Linked DNA regions of Homo sapiens: region 1 is linked to region 2. Evidence: chromatin contacts called from ENCODE Hi-C or POLR2A ChIA-PET data. All regions are on one chromosome and are shown on one strand. The core of a region is the stretch at or near the end of the contact, and the rest is flanking DNA. Distances in the headings are between cores, read along the strand shown. Region 1 holds the start of CFH (complement factor H). Region 2 overlaps KCNT2 (potassium sodium-activated channel subfamily T member 2).

The links. Hi-C counts contacts between places; a loop is a spot of excess contacts on that map. ChIA-PET counts read pairs that join two places held with the same protein, here RNA polymerase II (POLR2A). Pooled maps may share reads with other maps.
Region 1: a loop to region 2 is called in a map of cardiac septum, with 5 times the contacts of the local background. The contact joins the promoter of CFH here to the enhancer-like site in region 2. A Hi-C loop is called at or near these places in 1 of 168 maps with a recorded cell type or tissue (cardiac septum) and 1 of 50 pooled maps. POLR2A ChIA-PET finds 5 or more read pairs at or near these places in 2 of 52 experiments (MCF 10A and T-cell).

The regions. Positions count from the first base shown.
Region 1 is chr1:196,650,154-196,656,576 of GRCh38, reverse strand. CFH (complement factor H) reads right to left here and starts at 4,534. Exons shown (of 22, transcript NM_000186.4): 1 at 4,402-4,534. The coding sequence starts at 4,459.
Region 2 is chr1:196,398,476-196,405,349 of GRCh38, reverse strand. It overlaps KCNT2 (potassium sodium-activated channel subfamily T member 2), which reads left to right. Exons shown (of 28, transcript NM_198503.5): 13 at 6,679-6,787. Among named protein-coding and RNA genes, the nearest start is that of MIR4735, 180 kb to the left of the region's middle. Within about 2 kb of position 4,374, at least 6 of the 41 ENCODE cell types and tissues checked have a DNase peak (open chromatin) inside an H3K27ac peak, as active enhancers do.

The sequences.
Region 1 (6,423 bases), core at 3,285-5,784, 250 kb before region 2:
CTTTCCATTATATCTGTAGATTATGGACAGCCTGTGGAAAAAGCGTAGTAGACAGTAGTGACTAGAAAATATAAGAGAAGACAAGGTGATAACTGTTTAGTGCACTTAAAACTCTGTTGCAAGAACCCAGGAAACTCTAACATTTGTAATTCCATTGTACATCTGACCTATGTGTCCTAAGCTTAAATTTATGTTACAGTTCAGGAGTTTCTGAAAGAATATTGCTTTTTCCTTTTCTTTCTTTCTTTCTTTCTTTTTTTTTTTTTTCTTTTTGAGATGGAATCTCCCTCTGTCGCCCAAGCTGAAGGGCAATGGCATGATCTCAGCTCACTGCAACCTCCGCCTCCCTGATTCAAGCAATTCTCCTGCCTCAGCCTCCTGAGTAGCTGAGATTACAGGCACGCGCCACCACGCCTGGCTAATTTTTGTATTTTTAGTAGAGATGGGGTTTCACCATTTTGGTCAGGCTGGTCTCGAACTCCTGACATGGTGATCCACCCACCTGGGCCTCCCAAAGTGTTGGGATTACAGGTGTGAGCCACCATGCCCGGCCTGGAAGAATAATCACTTTTCTATCTATTACATTTCCAGTTAACAAGGTTTATGAAAAACTTGGCTAAGTTAAAATGTCAGAAGAAATAAAAGTGTTCTGTCAAATGTTTTTTCTTTCCTTTTTATTGTTTCATTTTTTGATGTTCAGTTACTTTATTTCCTCTGAGCTATCTTTTTATGACTCCTTATAATTTTAAGCTAAAATGCAATACTTTTTTGTCAATTACATCATCCCCTTTCCATGTACTATGGTTTTGTGAAGAAATGGGTAAAGTACACGTTAGTTAACTGAGCACGGGATAGATTGGGTGGCAGAATCTCAAAGGCCTAGGCAGGTGGGGGATGGTGTGTGTGGGGAGGAGGAGAAGGCATAACTGGGAAGAATGAAAAGTGGCAAAAGACTGCAGAATAAACAATCGAGGATTAAGCAAATAAAAGTGGGTCAATGTAGACTGGCTCAGATCTTAGAAACCAAAGGCCACACATGAAGAACATTTACCAATCTGCTTTTGAACTTATATTTGGGAACTTACTTCTACCTAAGAATAATTTTAGTTAGCAATACTTAGATATTTCATTTTTAGTTTAAATTATATGTAGGCAAAAGAGTAGCATATGCATTCCCAGGATATGCCTAAATTTAAAATAAGCAAAGCTTGCCTTGGCAGACGTCTCAGGCTCGTGCCATTTCTGTGGGCATTTTCTCTACCCCTTCTCTTATAGCACTCACTATAGCACTTCAACCAGCAGATCTGTCCTACCTGGGAAAACCCCATCTTCCAGAATCACTTTGTTCTATTCTTATCCTCATCAACATCCATTTCTACCCTCCCCCGCCCACTGAAATTGTTTCAGGGAAGTTGTCAGATGATAATAATTCAAAGTAAATTATGAATAATACTAAATTTAACTATCCTAAAATATGTATTCAGTGTATTTGTCATTCCATGTAAATGACAGATTGGTTGAAATTATAGTAATATTAATATCAACACGTAAAGTATTTTAGGAGGAGATGAGATATTGAAGCCAATTGGGCCATCGCACAATTTAAATCACACCATATAGATAAATACACATACTACTATCTCTGAAAATATGGGGGTTTGGGGGAGCAAAGGGGAATTCTTATTTATCACACTGAAATTCAAACATACAATTTAGGATTTTAGACCACTATTCTCCTTTCTCTGACTGTAATGGAATCCATCAATCTCTGATCTATAAAGTCTTCTGGGACCTGAAATAACGTTTCTGCACTCTAAATCTCCAGGATTAAAAAACATGTCTCCCAAACAACACAGCCAGTATTTACTTGAACATGTTTCAGTAGAGTTTTAATTTATTCACTTTAATCATCTTGGAATTTCTGGGCTGTGGCCTAATTTCATATAGTACACAATTGTTAGACCCTAAATCTAAAAAATCTGCTTGGTCATAATATATTCAAAACCTTGGTCATACTATATTTCAAAAAGGTGAAATTAGGTGGTACGATTGAGAAACTGTTATTTTAAACTTTGTCCTGTAAATCTGACCCAATTCTTAGTAGCCTGCAGTGACCCCCTGAGCCAGACTGTTAAAACAAGGAGGCAATTAACGTTCCTACACAATTGGAAATGTTATTGTAGACAATATATTGCATTAGAAAGGTTCTATGTAGTACCCAATATATTAAAAAAAGAAAACAAATAGAAAGCTGAAATTACAAATTATTCCTGCTGGCTATAATTCTTTCTTAGTAATGAATAGTGTTTTTTTTGAAGAAAGTTCACTCTTAACAGAGCAGAAGTAATGCTAAAATGTTATGCTGTTGAATAAAGCAGATTGTGATAGTATTCAAACTATCTTCTCAATTTGGTATTCAGTATTCAATGTGGAAAATATAAACAGAAGCAAATATTGAAATATATGTGAGTATTTTTCATGATCAAAGCTACTCTGTTAAGTAAAAATTTTTTAGATATGGTAGATTAATAGAACTGATGGACATCTCGAACTAGTTTAGTTTCAGAGAGTATTTGGGAAACAAGGAATAAATTAGGAGTCTGATATCCACTGAAAATTCATGTAGTTTTTCTCCATTGGCTTTTGCATTACATGTGCTTTTATGAAAATTATGAGGCTGGCCTAAGCATTGCTTTAAATACAAAGTTGTGCTTTATCTTTTAGGAAATAATCAGATTTATATCATTTTCACCATAACATATATAGTGCCGATGTTCAATTCACCAGTAGAAACTGATACCACATTTAAACACACATTGATGAAAAATAAAATAAAAGTGAAACAAGTCAGCAATAATCAATTATGTAAATAAGATGTTTAAATCACTATTGTTTAATTATCACATATACTTTGATGTACTCTATTTTAATAATATTTCAAATTCAACTTTTTAATAACTTAAACTGTTTATTAAACTTGCCATTGATTCTTGATTTTAAAGATTAGAAATAAAACAAATCTCCCTTATATGACAAATGGTATCTATGTAAAACTGGAGCAAACAGTATGTAGGTATGAAACGTTAGAAACATTCCCATAAATTTAGTAAGAAAAGACAGAAATATTTACACAAAGAAACAGAAAAAGATGTCTTTTACAATAGGTAATATTGACATTGTTCTGGAACTGTTTGTAAATACAAAAAGGTTTCATTTTAAAATACTAATTATAATATTTATATGTACAAGGAAATAATTGTTTTCTTCATTTAAAAAGTGGCTACATATAAAGTTTACAAGCCAAAGAACAAGCAATAACATTAGAAAATATAACTGAAAATAATTCAACCTTTCAAAAGGTATTAAACATATTTGAATATTTTTTAAATTACCAAAGTGTATAACTATAAGAATATATCTGCTTTTATTTTCTAGATTGGAAGACTGAAACAGAGATTTGTATTATTTGCTAATATTCTTCAGTTCCTAGAGGCTATGTAATGGTCACTCAATCAAAATTTCTTTACTAAGTGAAAAGATTTTAGAAATTATGAATAATATGTAATTCATTCAGTTTAAAAATGTTTACCAAATATCTATCACATAACTGGTTACCTATCAAAAACTAGGAAAGCAAACCTCCTCCAAGAATAAGCTTTTTAATCTATCAAGAAGCAGTGATATAATTAAATTTTATTATGAATCCAGAAATTGTCTTACTGAGGTCAGAAAAAAACTCCTACATTCATATTCACTACTCCAAAAGACTGCTCTTCAAGAATATATGTTATATACAACTACAGGAAAAAAATCTCTATTGAACAACTTAACTGTTACAAATATTGTATATTCAATTGGGTTTCAAATTTATATAATATTTTTATTCTGATAATACAAGTAATACTTGTCTACAAGAATTCTAAGGTCATGACAATATCAGTTGTAAATGATAAATGAATTTTTATTTAGGAAGAGTTAAAATCATATTTGAAATAAATCTAATCATTATGATTTGATGGCTTTTATTGACTATGTATATTCACATCCTTCTTAATGCTTTCACATAATACATTTTGGTTATACTCCTAAGCAAAAAAGTAAATTACATTTTATGATAATTACAAGGGAAATGATTATTCCAGATCATAGTTTTTCAGAAATGTTTATTAAAACATTTTATTCTATTTTATATTAAATATAATTATGATGAATATTTAGATATACCATTCAAATAAGGTTCTTACATTTTTTAAACTCAACAATGTCAAAAGCCACTCAATTGTCAAGTTACAGAATACTTAAGCACATTTTCTAAATCAAATTTTTATTACTCCTGTGAAAAGCATCATTAGCAAATGTTTCATAATACAGTTTTCAGAAAAGAGTCTCTTTTAATCTTACCTTCTGCTACACAAATAGCCCATAACATAAGGCAAATAATCTTTGCTAGAAGTCTCATTTTTTGGATCTTTTAAGAGGACATTTACCAGCTAACTCTGTTCACAACGTCCAGTTCTCCTCTTCCAAGAATTGTGATTAGTGCAGGAAAGAACTTGCTGCAAAAGGAAGTTGAAACTAGATGCTCCGCCTATCAGAAACTTTTGCAAAGTAAATAAAAAATCAACCACAAGCCACAAGCCCAGAAATGCCAGAAGTTAAACCCAATTCTCACTGCACTCCCACTAAATGTTAATGCTGTGACCGGCTCTTGGACTTTTTCTTATTAAGCTAGGGAAATTCTCCGTTGGAAAATGTTCATGTTCTTGGTATGTGCAAATCAGCAGCTGGTGATATCCTCTGGATTTCATAAACCCTTCAATTATTCAAACTCTATTCGGGTCTATTGTGTATAAACCTCAGAACAGGAAATAAGAGAAACTTTAAAAGAAATCACATACAAAACTTTGGTTTAGGCAATGTTTTCACAATCAGCACCCAGACAATGTGTACAAACTTTGCCAAGAATGCAGTGCTTGATGAATTTGGGGGTCTGCTTTTCTAGCAATTTATGAAATTAGTTTTCTAAATACTTTTTGTATATGTGTATGAAGCAACTGGCTCACTCTCATTTGACGTAAATAGGTTTAATAATCCAAAAATCAACAAATTGAAATGCTGATTTTTAAAACTTTGTATTGTAGTGTAATATGTATAAGGAAAACATAAATCATATGCTGGATATTGAGAAGGTAAAGATACCTGTGAAACCACCACCAAGGTCAAAACACTGAACATTATTACATCCCAGAAAACCCCAGTACTCCTTTTCAGTCAATACGCCTCTCAACCCTCTCCCACACCCCCCACACACAGAGACCACGATTCTGATCTTCAAGAACATGGAATATATTTGTCTGGCTTTTGTACTTTGTATAATGAAAAAGAAGCAGTTTATTCTTATGTTTAGAGTTTTTCACCAAAAATTGTGTTTGGACCATTCAAACACATTGTTAGATGTAGTTACAGATAGTTCATTCTTATTGCGATTTAATACTCCACTTTTTGAATAGTTCACATTTTATTTATCTGTGTGCCTGTTAGTGAGCATTTGAGCAGATTTTAGTTTGGAGCTGGTATGAATAGTGCTGCTATGGGCCTTATATTATGAGGTTTTTGGTAAACACAATCCACATTTCTGGTAAGTGCATACTTGGTAGTGAAACACTGGGACATAATTTATGTTTAGGTGTAATGGATAAAATTAGACAATTTTCCAAATGGATTATAACACTTGACATCACTTGACATTTCTATCAGCAGTGTCCAAGTTGCTCCATACCCTCAGAGATACTTGGTAATTTTAATCCTTGTAATTTTAGCTTTTCTGGTAACACAAAGCAATAATTCTCCGTGGTTATAATATGAATTTTCCTGATGACTAATTGAAATGTGAGAGATCCCTGATTCCCCTTGAAGGACATGCAACAGGTGTGCGGCTTGCCAGTTAGGTCGCCCTGCAGCTCAAACCCCTTACGGGGAGGGGGAGCACACAGATGCACCGGTGCGGGAACCGGAGTGAGCGCTTTCGGGCTCTGGCCTCACAGCAGCATCTAGGGGTGGGTGTCTGCGATTTCCGAAGCCCAAGTGGGCGTATGTTACAGTGTGCTCCTTTAGCTTTGCCATCTGCAAATGGTTTATGTGTTAATCAGCTCAACAAACCCTCTTCCTTATCTCATGGGTAGTGGGACAGTGAAATAGCCCTCTATATCCCCAGCTGTTGCCCAGTGTCCCAAAAGAATCGGATCACACGGGGGCTCGAGGGATGAGGGCAACTTTTTATTGAGTGGTGGAGGTGGCTGTCAGCAAGATGGAGTGGGAAGGTGACCTTCGCCCAGTGTCAGGCCTCCCAGTGGCCAGACTCTTCTCCACCCGTCCCTGGCCAAACTCCCCTCGGAGTCCAGATGTCCCTCCTCTCTTTCTCTG
Region 2 (6,874 bases), core at 3,125-5,624:
CTCAGATGATGTGGTAGTGTCCCAAGTTACCTACCTTTATTATTACAGCATTTTTATTCTAAGGTTATCACAATAAACATTTTACTCTATGATTCGAAATATGGAGCACTTTACTTAAGGATGAATTTGTCCCCAAGAAAAGTTTTAAAAAATCAATCAATCTTCTGCTTTTAGAAAAAAAAAAATGAAGTGAAATCTTGTTTCTTTGTTAGTTTAATTATCTGTATTAGGAAAATTTTTCTTTTCTATTTCTCATATGATATTTATGCCATGTTATACAGCTCTTTTCCTTTTTCCTCACTTAATGACCCACTCAAAATTACTGATGTTTGTTCTGTTTTGTGAGGGCATAAAATATGAATAAAACAAGGAAGATTTCAGAATAGGTACTTTATCTCCTGTATTCATCCATTGAATTGAAATATTTGCTAAATGCTTTCTATATGCCTAATTCTCTTTATATTATCACATTTAATGTTCACACTATCAATATGAAGTAAATATTGTTTTTCTTATTCACCTGTGATATGCAAATGAATGCTAGGTTCTGGGGATAAGCTAGGGTGAGCAAAATGTAGACATGGCCCTTGCCTTCATCAAGCTTATAGTTTAGGGAGGACCAACTTTTAAAAATGCTAAAAATTAGATGGGGTTAATTGTTCACAGAATACAATGGGATCAAGTAGCATCATCTATCCTAATTTACCAGTAGTCAGAAGAAAAGGCTTCCTAGATAAGTGACTTTTTAGCAGGGATGAGAGGCATGAATAGGGCTGAGCCCATAAAGAATGTTCTTGGCAAATGGTCCTAGGTGGGAAATGCTGGTTATGAGTGGAGAATGTGCATTATCGCTAGAGAGAAGAATGCAAAGACTGAGGAAATAGTTTGGGAAACGTTTAATAAAGGTTGTCGTAAGCCTTGTTAAGAAGTTTGAATTTGATGCCAAAAGAAACGAAACCACTGTAGGATTTTAAGTAGCCACGTACAACAATAAGAATTTTAGTTGGAAAAAACTGCATCTGATAAGATTACAGAATTAGTGAAAAAAATGTTATAAAGCTTGAGATAGGCTGACTGGGGAGCTGTTGCCCTTACTCCAAGCCAGAAGTGACAAGTTTTTAGATTAGGCTGTGGCACTGGTGCTGGAGAAAAGTGGAAGCTATTAGAGCAGTCTTTAGAGGCATAATCAACAAGATTTGAGAACTCACTAAATGCAAGGTAAGTGAGACAGAGAAGCTGAAGATTTAGTATCTATTAGTATTTTCTTTTGGGAAAAGGGAGGACTACCAGTAGCAAGATGAGTTCAGTTTGGGATAAGAATGTCAAAGGGTAACCAAGTGCATGGTGTCAGATAAGCCAAACGAGGATGTTTTAGGGAGCCAGTGGTCTACAAGTCAACTGTTGCCAAGGGTTAAGATAAATAAGAAAAGTAAGTTGCACACATCCATTATACAATAACCAAAACTTCTGTAAGAAGAATCAGATCCGTAGTAACTTCCCTTTACTCATGCATTTTTGTAACCTCTGAAGTGAAGATTAGAGCCCAAGGTTTGTGACTCTACAGATCATGCTTTTCTCACTTACTTTTTAAAAAAATAAACTAGACTTTTTGTTGTTATTGTTAAGCCATTTTAGGTTTACAGAGAGAATGGAACAAAAAATATAGAGAATGTCCATATCTCACCCCCTACACTCCTCTCCCCCTACACCCCATTTTCCTATTTTTAACATCTTCCATTATTGTGATACATTTGTTGAAACTGATGAACCAATATTGATAAATTATTTAACTAAAACCCATAGTTTACATTAGGGTTCACTCTTTATATTGTATATTCTGTGGGTTTTGATAAATGTAATATGACATGCATTCACCATTACAATATCATAAGGAATAGTTTTAGGGTCTTAAAAATATTATCTGCTCTACCTATACATCCTTCTGTCCTTTCTTTTCCCCAACCTGGCAACCACTGACCTCTGTACTATCTCCATAATTTTGCATTTCTACAATGACATATAGTTGTAATCATGCAGTATGTAGCCTTTTCAGATTCACTTAGCAATATGCATTTGAGGTTTTGCATGTCTTTTCTTGGATTGATAGTGCATTTCTTTGCATTGCCAAATATTCCATTGTATGGATGTGGCACGGTTTATCCATTCATCTATTGAAGTATATCTTGGTTACCTCCAAGTGTTTGTAATTATAAATTAAGTTGTTTTAAGCACATACATGCATGTTTTTGTGGAGACCTACATTTTCTGTTCACTTAGGTAAATACTAAGGAGCCCAATTGCTGGATTATTTGGTTAGGGTATACTTAGTTTTGTAAGAAATTGTCAAAATGTATTCCAAATTTGATGTATCATTTTGCATTCCCTCCCAGCAATGAATGCAACTTCCTGTTGATCTGTGTCCTCTCTAGTATTTGGTGTTTTCAGCACTTTAGATTTTAGCTATTATGAAAAGTGTTTAGTGATGTCTTACTGTTTTAATTTGCAACTCTCTAATGACATGAGTTAACTATCTTTTCATTCTTCTAATCTGTATACGTTCTTTGGTCAGATGTTTGTTTTGATCTCTGGCCCAATTTTAAATAGAGTTGTTTGTTTTCTTGCTATCTACATCTTTGTGTTTCAACATGTTTAGTCCATTGGCATTTAATGTCATTATTAATATGGTTAGATATAGCTCTATCTAAATTGTTTTGTTTGTTTCCTCTAATTTTGGTTCCTCTGTTTTTCCTTTCCCACATTTTTTATTATTTGATTTTGTAAAGCACTGAATGTAATATACCTATTGGCTTTTTAGATGTGCCTTTTGAATTTTTTTTGTGAGTGCTGTAGGGATTACAATACACATTCTTACTGCTTCATAGTGAGCTTTATATCATTGTTATACCACTTGTTAAAATTATAAACTTGCATTTATTCCTTTTCTACTGTCTCTTATGTTATTGTTGTTAGATATAATAATTTATCCATAGATTAGAAACTACACTAAACAATATTATAAATTGTGCTTTATTCAGATTATATATTTTATAGAAGTTAAGAGGAAATGGATTTTTATAGTCATTAAAACATTAAACATTTGTTACTCTTGTTTTATTTCTGAAGTTCTTTCTCCCTGGTATCATTTTTCTTGAGTTTATATAGTTTTCTTAAACTTTTCTTGTAGTATGATTCCAATGGGAGTACATTTCCTTATTTTAGAATAAGGAAAGTACATTTCTTTATTTTAAAAAGTCCTTTATTTCACCTTCCTCTTTGAGGGAGTTTTTGCTAGATGTAAAGTTCTGGTTTCATAGTTTTTTTCCTTCATTCTAAACTTTAGAATTTTTTCCAGGGTTTTCTGGCTTTCAGGATTTTTGATGAGAGTCCTTGGCCATATGACTCTTTCTTTGGGTGCTGTCAAGATTTTGTCTTTATTTTTGTTTTTTAACAGTTTGAATACAATGTGGCTAGGCATGGTTATCTTTTTGTTTATATAGTTTAGATTTTGCTAATTTTCTTGAACTTATAAGTGTATGTCTTCTACAAAATTAAAAAGTTTCTAGTCATTATTTCTTAAAATCATTTTCTGCTAGTTTTTCTCATTTGTTTTCTTTTTGGGAATTCAATTATATTATGTAAGACCTTTTTACCGTGTTACACAAGTTCCTGAACTCTGTTCCCTTTTCCTTACCTTTTCTCTTTGTTTTTCAAATTGGGTAAATTCTATTGATCTATGTTCAAGTTCACTGACTCCTTTCTTCTGTCATTCCCAATCTGTTTCAAAGCCCATATAGTGAATGTGTTTCTTCATAAACTTCAGCTTTTTAATCTAAAAATACTTTATATTACTCTGCTGAAATTTTCTTTTTTTTATTACAAACATGTTTTTCATTACATTACTGATCATAGTTCTAGTAGCAGCTTTAAGTCCTTCTCTGCTAATTCTAACATCTCAGACTGTCTAGTAGCTACCATCTATTGGTTATCATTTTGTTTGTTTCCCATGCAAATAAGTCACATTTTTCTGGAAATTCATAAATTGAATAATACTGCATCGTATTTTGGATATTGTGTTATGTTGCGGAGGCTTGGATTCTCCTGTATTCTTCCAAATAATGTTAGTGCTCTCATTTTAGCAGAGGCTAAGTTGCTTAAACTCAAAATAAAGCAAACTCCATCACCATTGAGGTTGGTAGTGCTTCACAAATGTCAGCTCAGATTGTTTTTATGCTTCGCCATGGATTCTTGGTTCAGAGGTCAGCCAAAGATGTTTACACTCATTCACAGAATTTGTGGTTTCTCTTTGTTGCCTCTCCCTTTTCCTGTGTCTGGTGGCTCTGGTTGTTCCAGGCTCCATTCGCTTGTTGTTCTGGCAGGTTTTCTGTGGAGTCTTAGCCAACTTGTGCTGTTGTGGTAACCACAGCTGCCCTCAGGTCACAGCAGCAAAAACAGGGAAATTATAACATGCAAGATACTTCCTCCAAGTTTTAATTTTCCTCTAAAATCTGCCTACTTTAGTTCGTTTACTAGGGCCTTTGTATGCTTGTTCTATAGATTTTTTAATAGTTGTCATATGCAAGGACAATTTATTAGGAGCTTATTCTTTCATATTGATAGACGTCCTGGCCTCTTCTATTTCTTCTTTTATTATTAATGTTACATTTCTTGCTGGTGTCAGCAGATAAGTCTCACTTTAAATTTTTCCTAAGAAATTCATTTTTGTTCTTTATCTTTTATCCTTAATGATATTACTTCACTATTACTAAGATGATACACATAATAAGAAAAACAACTTATGTTTTTTCGATAACTGACTGCCAACCTCTATTAAAAGGTGTATGTGTGTTGTCTATTTCACCTTAGAAATCCTGTAAGATACAGAATATCTGCATTTTACTAATGAGGAAATTTAACTTGTCCAAGTCTAATTAGATACTGAGGGATAAAGCAGGATTAAAACCCCTAGAATGGCCCATTATCTTCAACACAACACTAAACATAATGAAATAAAATAAAATAAAAATTATAACTTGGCATCCTTTTACTTATATAGTGGTTTACTTTCTATTTTTTCCCTTTCCTTTAAAATTGTGTACTTCTAGTGAAAGAGAAATGACAGTAATCCTCCATTAAGTTATCTATAACCCTCAAACCTCAGATTTAAAAGCATGTAAAATTGATTAACAAGTATTCACTTGATGAATCTTAGTAGAATTATTGGGCTCATTCTGATATTTGAATATTTGCCTGTAAGGAACATATGGTACATGTAAACCATGCTGGACTACTATTCATCAACTTTCTTGTAACTTAAAGTTACTATCTTGTTTTGAGTTGCTATAACAAAATAGCATAGACTGGGTGGATTATAGACAACAGAAATGTATTGCTCACAATTCTGGAGGCTGCAAAGTCCAAAATCAAGGAGCCAGCTGACTCAATGTCTGATAAAGACTGGCTTCCTGGTTCCTAGATTGTTGTCTTCTTGCAACATCCTTACATGGCTGAAGAAGCGAGGGAGCTCTCTCTCAGGTGTCTTTTATATGGGTATTAATCCCATTCATGATGACTGCCCTCACGATGAGGCCTACCAGAGGCCTCATCTCCTACTACCTTCACAATGCAGGGTAGGATTTCAACATGTAAATTTGGGGAGGACATGATCATTCTGTCTATAGCAGTTTCCAACCATAAATAACAACTTCTTCTATCTGCATTTGGATAAACAGTCCCTCGTGTCTATCTGTATTTTGGATCTTCCTTTCCTTTCACTAATAGTGCTGTCAAATAGAACTTTCTGTGATGGTGAAAAATTTCTATACCTCCACTTTCTAATATGGTAGCCACTAGCCATGTGCAACTATGAGCACTTGAAATGTGGCTAGTGTGATTGAGTAATTACATTCTTAACTTTGTTTAAGTTTAGTTACTTCAAATTTAAATAGAATTATGTGGCTGGTGACTGTTAAATGGACAGTGCTACCCTAGAGCACCTTTGTGCTTCCTTTCCAAAAATGTATTAGCTAACTGTGTGGTTCATTTATCTAATAATCTTCCTTGATTTTTTCAATTCATTGAATTTATGGGGTGACTACTATGTAAAGGAGTTCGTGTTAAGCATGGTTTTGATTCCTTTTCTTACTTTAAGTGTCTTTTTAAAAACTTTTTTTGATGTATTTTATTATATCTAAGAGTTTTTTATGTCTTCAAACATACCACACAGGTACACACACAGACACACACACACACACATACACACAGGTCAAAATTATTTTACCTTTACTATTATATAAAAAAGTAATTTTCTAAGCATGTTATTATTATATGTACATTTTTGATTTCTCCTTGGAAATTCCTATTACAAACTATTAGTTTTGCTACATGTCTGAAAGCTTCTGACTGCAGAAATTTTCTAGGAAAATTATTTTTAAGTCTGTCTAGCTATTTTTTCTCTTAATCTTTTCTAATATTCTAAGTGCTAGTAATTAGCTATGATTGAATTAGCTATTACTACCTTCTTCTATGGAAATAATAGGTATCCTTAACAAGTCCTCAGAGTAATTTTTATGTTTAAGTTTTAACTATGGATGTGACCAAGCAAACTGATTGCTTACTTTTACTTTATATGTTATAAACATTGTAACTTATGCTATGATGTTTTTATTTTGATCACTTCAGGATCACCAAACAATTTTGAGAGCATGGGCTGTGAAAGATTTTGCTCCAAATTGTCCTTTGTATGTCCAGATATTAAAGCCTGAAAATAAATTTCACATCAAATTTGCTGGTAAGTTTTTATCTTGCATGAGATCCATTGAATTTCCTGAAACTCCTATAGTGGCTTAAGGGTTAAGTCTCTGAACTAAGTGGCAAC